Regions from separate parts of the Mus musculus genome. Here region 2 is linked to region 1. A link is a loop called in an ENCODE intact Hi-C map of the cell type or tissue named here. Cell type or tissue: left cerebral cortex. All regions are shown on one strand.

What was found. Hi-C counts contacts between places; a loop is a spot of excess contacts. Peaks named below come from ENCODE experiments on the same cell type or tissue, not always from the same donor. Only the 100,000 strongest peaks of a DNase experiment are listed, where the experiment ranks them.
Region 2: it touches region 1 in a loop (6-fold over the local background); 7 of 42 quality-filtered maps call a loop at or near these places.

The regions. Positions count from the first base shown.
Region 1 is chr9:49,795,918-49,798,417 of GRCm38, reverse strand. All of the region lies in intron 1 of Ncam1 (neural cell adhesion molecule 1), which reads left to right. Among named protein-coding and RNA genes, the nearest start is that of Ncam1, 1.9 kb to the left of the region's middle. In left cerebral cortex, no CTCF peak of the experiment used is centred here; DNase peaks (open chromatin) are centred at 1,161, 1,468, 1,860, 2,370 and 1 more place; H3K4me3 peaks cover 2,293 bases; H3K27ac peaks cover 2,024 bases.
Region 2 is chr9:49,616,307-49,618,806 of GRCm38, reverse strand. The region is part of intron 1 of Ncam1 (neural cell adhesion molecule 1); the gene reads left to right. Among named protein-coding and RNA genes, the nearest start is that of Gm11149, 99 kb to the right of the region's middle. In left cerebral cortex, a CTCF peak has its summit at 1,417 (motif pointing left); DNase peaks (open chromatin) are centred at 1,394 and 2,348; H3K27ac peaks cover 1,229 bases.

The DNA.
Region 1 (2,500 bases):
CTTGTGTGCCCGCGGAGGTGGGACAGGGGTATGGGGACCGGGATGCTGCCGTGATGGGCAGCGCTGCTTTCCCCTTCCCCGAAGGCGGGTGGCGGATGCGTGGCTCGGGTGGTGTCGCCCCCCAGGCTCATCTTTCACCTAGAGGTGTTTGTCAAGCTTCGAGAAGAGTGAACAATAAGGCTGGGGCAGTTTTACCCCCACCGTTATGTCCCGGGCTGGGGTAAAGTGAGGCTTGCAGCCTTCGCTTACTCCCCCGTCTTCCCCGCCCCGAATAACGGTTTGCAAAATGGGGCAACCACCGGCAGCACCGCAGGGCCCTGTGGTCGTTCCTGCACCCCCGTGCAAATGACGTTAGTTTTTCATTTGCCAAATTGCTGGGTAGTTGCAAAACCTGCCCTCGGCCGGGAGCACGGAGGGATGGGAGGGTCCAGCGCCGCGTTTTGACAGGAGGAAGTGCAGAGGGGCGGAGGGTGAGGAGGGCGTGATCGGGGCTGCCTGGTTGTGTGTGTGTGCGCGCGCGTGTGCGCGCGTGTGCCTTTACACGCACCGAGAGCCTAGGGTTGCACGGTGCCAGCGAAGAATGGCAGGTAGCCAGCTGCCCAAGACACCTCTTCCTTTCTCTGGGCGATATTCCTGATCCTGGCAAAGTGTGAACAATGGGGAGCTCGGGAGAAAGACCGTAGCGACGCTGTCGCGGGTGGCGAGGGCTGTGCCACCGCCCAGAGATCCTTAGCATTCGGGAAGGGGGCGCATTGCATTTTGGCTATTTCCATCTCGGCTTTCCCTGGAAAATTCCTCAGTGTGCCCACCCTCCCTTCCAGCTGCTGCCCCTACCCCACCCAAGGATTTGTGCTTTGGCGTCCCAATGGACTGGGAGAGGGGGAAGCAAAGGGCACTGGGGCCGCCGAGAGCTGGGTGGGATGGGCCGACAGCTGGGGCGGGGGGGGGGCGTGTGCTGCCAAGCACCAGCTGAAAGCAGGCTAGGCGGAGGAGACCGCGCATGGCTGTGGCTTCTGCCTGGTGTGGCTGTACTGGTCCAGATCTCTAAGCCTTGGGTGTGGAGCCCACAGAGCGGCCCCGGGAGCACCCAGTGCGCCCCCCTCCGAGGGCAGCAAGAGAGCAGAGCTGGGCCACCGCCTCCAGCCAACTCTGATCGGCGACCAATCAGAGCGAGGCTGGCTGGGCGGGAAGCCGCGAGAGGCTTTTATTGCGGCGCGGGTGGCGCCCAAGCTGCCAGGATGGTCCCCGGGTGTTCTAGCTTAACGGTCTCGCTCGCCTCCCGTTGGGAGAGACCCCGCCCTGTTACTGCCCCTAGCTGCACGGCCGTTTTCGAGGACGTAAAATGGAGAAGGATAGGCCCTGGGACATCTCTTGGTCCAGCTAGCTTATTCTCGCCCACTCGTGCTTCTTTCTTGGCGCTTTGGAGCATTCAGGCTCCCTGTCCATGGCGCACAGTTGCGACGGAGCGCTTCGCTTGCGAGTGCAGAAGACAGCAGCTCCCAAGCTGTGTCCCGGAGAGCAGACGCGCCTGCGCTGACCCTCTGGCCAAGGACTAGACGCTGGGGTGGAGGGGCGTGGCGGGGTGTGGTAGGGCGTGTCTTGACAGGGCGTGCCAAATGGGTCCTCGCCACCACCAAGCCCTGGACTGGCAGAGGCGTGCCCTTCCCTGTGGTGCTGTGGGTGACCTCCTCTTAGGGTGTGTTTACTGAGACCATCCTTCTGGATAGCAGCATGACAATGGAGACCTAATCTTCCATGATGCGTCTTTTTAGGATCTCCTTGTGGTCTTCTCCATAATGGAGATGGGTGTAACCCTCAGTGTTCCTATCCTGGTGGGAGCTGAGGGAGGGAATCCTACAGTGGCGTGATACTGGATGCTCAGGCAAGACTGGCATCCTAACCAGTGTTCCCTGGAACGAAAGAATCCTTATTCTGCCCCTAAACCCAGGCGGCGAGGACGAAGAGAAAGAAGCACATACCAGCCTGTTTAACAAAAGAAAGTGGTTTTACAAAGAGAATTTTCAATTAAAGTATTGTTTTAACCAGCTTAAAAAAAAATCTAGAGAATTCAGACCAAAGGGTTTGGAAGGATATAAAAGAAGGATATATATGAATATCCCCCGTCATTAAGCTGCAAATGCTGTAGAGTATCCACAGACAATGGTATATATAATTCAAACTCTGTTATTGGTGAGCATGAGAATTTAACATATAAGAAACGCTATCCATAGCACTCGTTAATAAATATCCTGGTGCATAGCAAATGAATCAGATGTTGTAGGTGTCTTCTGCCCTTTAGAAATAAAAAGGCAGCTTGCATAATTGCATAGTAAATCTGAGATTGTGGAAGCAGCATTTGTTGCATGCTGGCTGGCTGACTGAATTCTGTGCTTGAACGATCTGGAACCACGTGCTTAGTTGACAATTTTAGTCCTTTGCTAGTCGAACCTGAAAAAGTTAAGGATTAGGCAGCACTGTTTTTCTAACAAGATAACACCAG
Region 2 (2,500 bases), 180 kb after region 1:
GTGCAGTGCTGAAAAATGCATATTTCCAACATGTTCTCCTTCAGATCCCTTTGCCTTGGCAGGCAGGCAGGCATTACCTCTGCATGCTTTCTGCGCTGTGCATACCAGGCCCATCCTTAGCCAGGGCGACTTTGCCATTGTTCATGCTCTTCATGAAAGTGGCACCAGTAGATAATCATAGAGAATTTTAAATATTATTTAGTGGTCCAGCCAACAAAACTATTGAGGCTGGGAGATGGCTAAGTAGGTAAAGAGCTACCCACACAAGCACTGAGTCCTGGTTTCTGATCTCAGCACCCGTGTAAAAGACAGGCATGCTGGCATATGCCTGTAACTCAACTCTGGGTATGACAGAGACAGATGGATCCTGGGGACCTGCTGGTCAGCTAGTCTAGCCAAACAACAAGACAGGCTCCAGGCTCGGTGAGAAACCCTGTCTCAAAAAAATAAGTGGACAGAGGTAGAGGAAGATACCCAAAGTCAATATGGTGAGTGCAGCCATCTATAAATGAGCACATGGATGCAGACATGTACACAATGATAAAAACATATACAAATTCCAAAAGCAAAACTACTGTATAGTCACTATTATATTGTCACATATATTTGTATATATATGCACATATATAAACATATGTGTATGTGTGTGTGTATGTACCTGTACAAGTACATATATGCATATATAAAACCTTTGGTCCCTCTTTTAAAAAATGTGAAGGGCAATGTGTAAGCAGACAGGCAAGTAATGGGGCAGGAAGATAGTCAAAGTGACAAGTAAAGATGCACCATGTGACATTAGGGAAGCGCTAATGCACAGCAGGAGCTTGTGGGAAGAGTGTTAAGAATCAGGGAAGACTTAATTGAAAAGACCAGGCTTTATGTAGGACTTCCTAGAGAGGGCTGCCATCAAGAAAGTGTTCCTTCCAGCAGAGGAAAGAGAGAGGACAGGTGTGAAGTGCCTTGAACCGCAGGCAGCACAGCATGCCTAGGACAGGGAGCATGCTCAAGGAACAGACTGCAGGGAAGATATGGGACATAGCTTCAATGAAACCCAGAGACATCTTTACATCTTACATTGGGAGCTTTGACTCAAGCATCTTGTTAGGTGGGAGACCAAGCCACCTCAACCCCCCCCCCCCCCAAATGGCATCATGATACCTGCACAGTATACAGATGGCCTTGATATCAGTAGAAGAATGAGTCCCTGAGACTTGACCCAGAGCAAAGAAACCAGACACATTAAATAGCCACTGGTCCAGGTGAGAACTGCCCAAGCCTGAGCTGGGACAGTTCCACTGATGAAGTTCTGAGGAAAGGCACAGATAGTGAAGCGGAACAACTGGTAACTCCGAGTTACTTGAGGTAGAAAAGCATTTGCTATGTGAGCAGATGATGAGATGGCGCCCCCTTGAGTATGAATGAGAGAACAGGCTTGAATGGGAAATACAAGGATGAGTTTTGCAAAAGGCAGAGGCTTTCAGATGAAAATTGAAGAGGTCATCTGTCTGTGAGTCTAAGAAGACAGGCCTGGGCTAGAGGAGTAAATTTAGGAGCCTGTCTTCTGGGTATAGGTGTCTGTGATGTCAGTGGGAAAAGAAGGAGCAAAAAGGGTCAAAAAGAGCTATCTTTGACAATCAGGTCTGGGTTTGAGGTCTGTGTCTACCCCTGCTCGCTAGGCAAGTAACCTAAAGAAAGTTGTGTAGCCACACTGAACCCCACTCTTCTCCGTGATTCAAAGGAGGTGAGAATACAACCTTAAGAGGCTTCTTAGAATTTGATTGTTAATTAAATAAATACAAAATTCTTACTGTGTGTTTGAACCTAGAAACACCAAGTGGACATCATTCATGCTTCCATCCTCATGTTAGGGTGGAGCATCCATTAGATGTGTATAACACAAACAGTATTACTGAAGATACAAGGAAGTACAGCACGGGATAATGGATGTCGGGGCTCTGGCACTATTTATATCTGAGTGGGTCCTCAAGTAGTTCCAGCAAGAGAACTGACATACATTGTCACTTTCCGTGACATTGTTCAGACAGACTCTGATTGGCAGTGGCTCAAGGAGAAAGTGGGAAGGATGAGTTTGTTGATAATGATCAAAGGTTGCTATTTCAACGTCGAGCTGTTATGAGAAATAATGATCTTGAAGGCTAGCTAGAGCAGACGGGTACTTGAGGAGAGGTTTGGGGATTCCTAGATGAGAGTCCTAGGCATAGTGGTACACCGAGGGATGGAGCAGGTGGGGAGAATACAGTAAAGGAAGAGGAAAGGAGACCTCTAGGGAGACTGGCAGATGCCAAGAACGAGCCCTTTGCTGAGATAGCATAGGAAGTGCGTGAAGATTAAATGGGATAATGCATTCTGAAGTGCAGGGAGCAGCATATGGTGGGTACTTAAGAAGCTGTTGACAGCAGAGTCACTATAGATAGTGTATTAGTCAGGGTTCTGCAGAGAGAGAACAAATGGAGAATGCACATCAATGTATAAGAAGGGA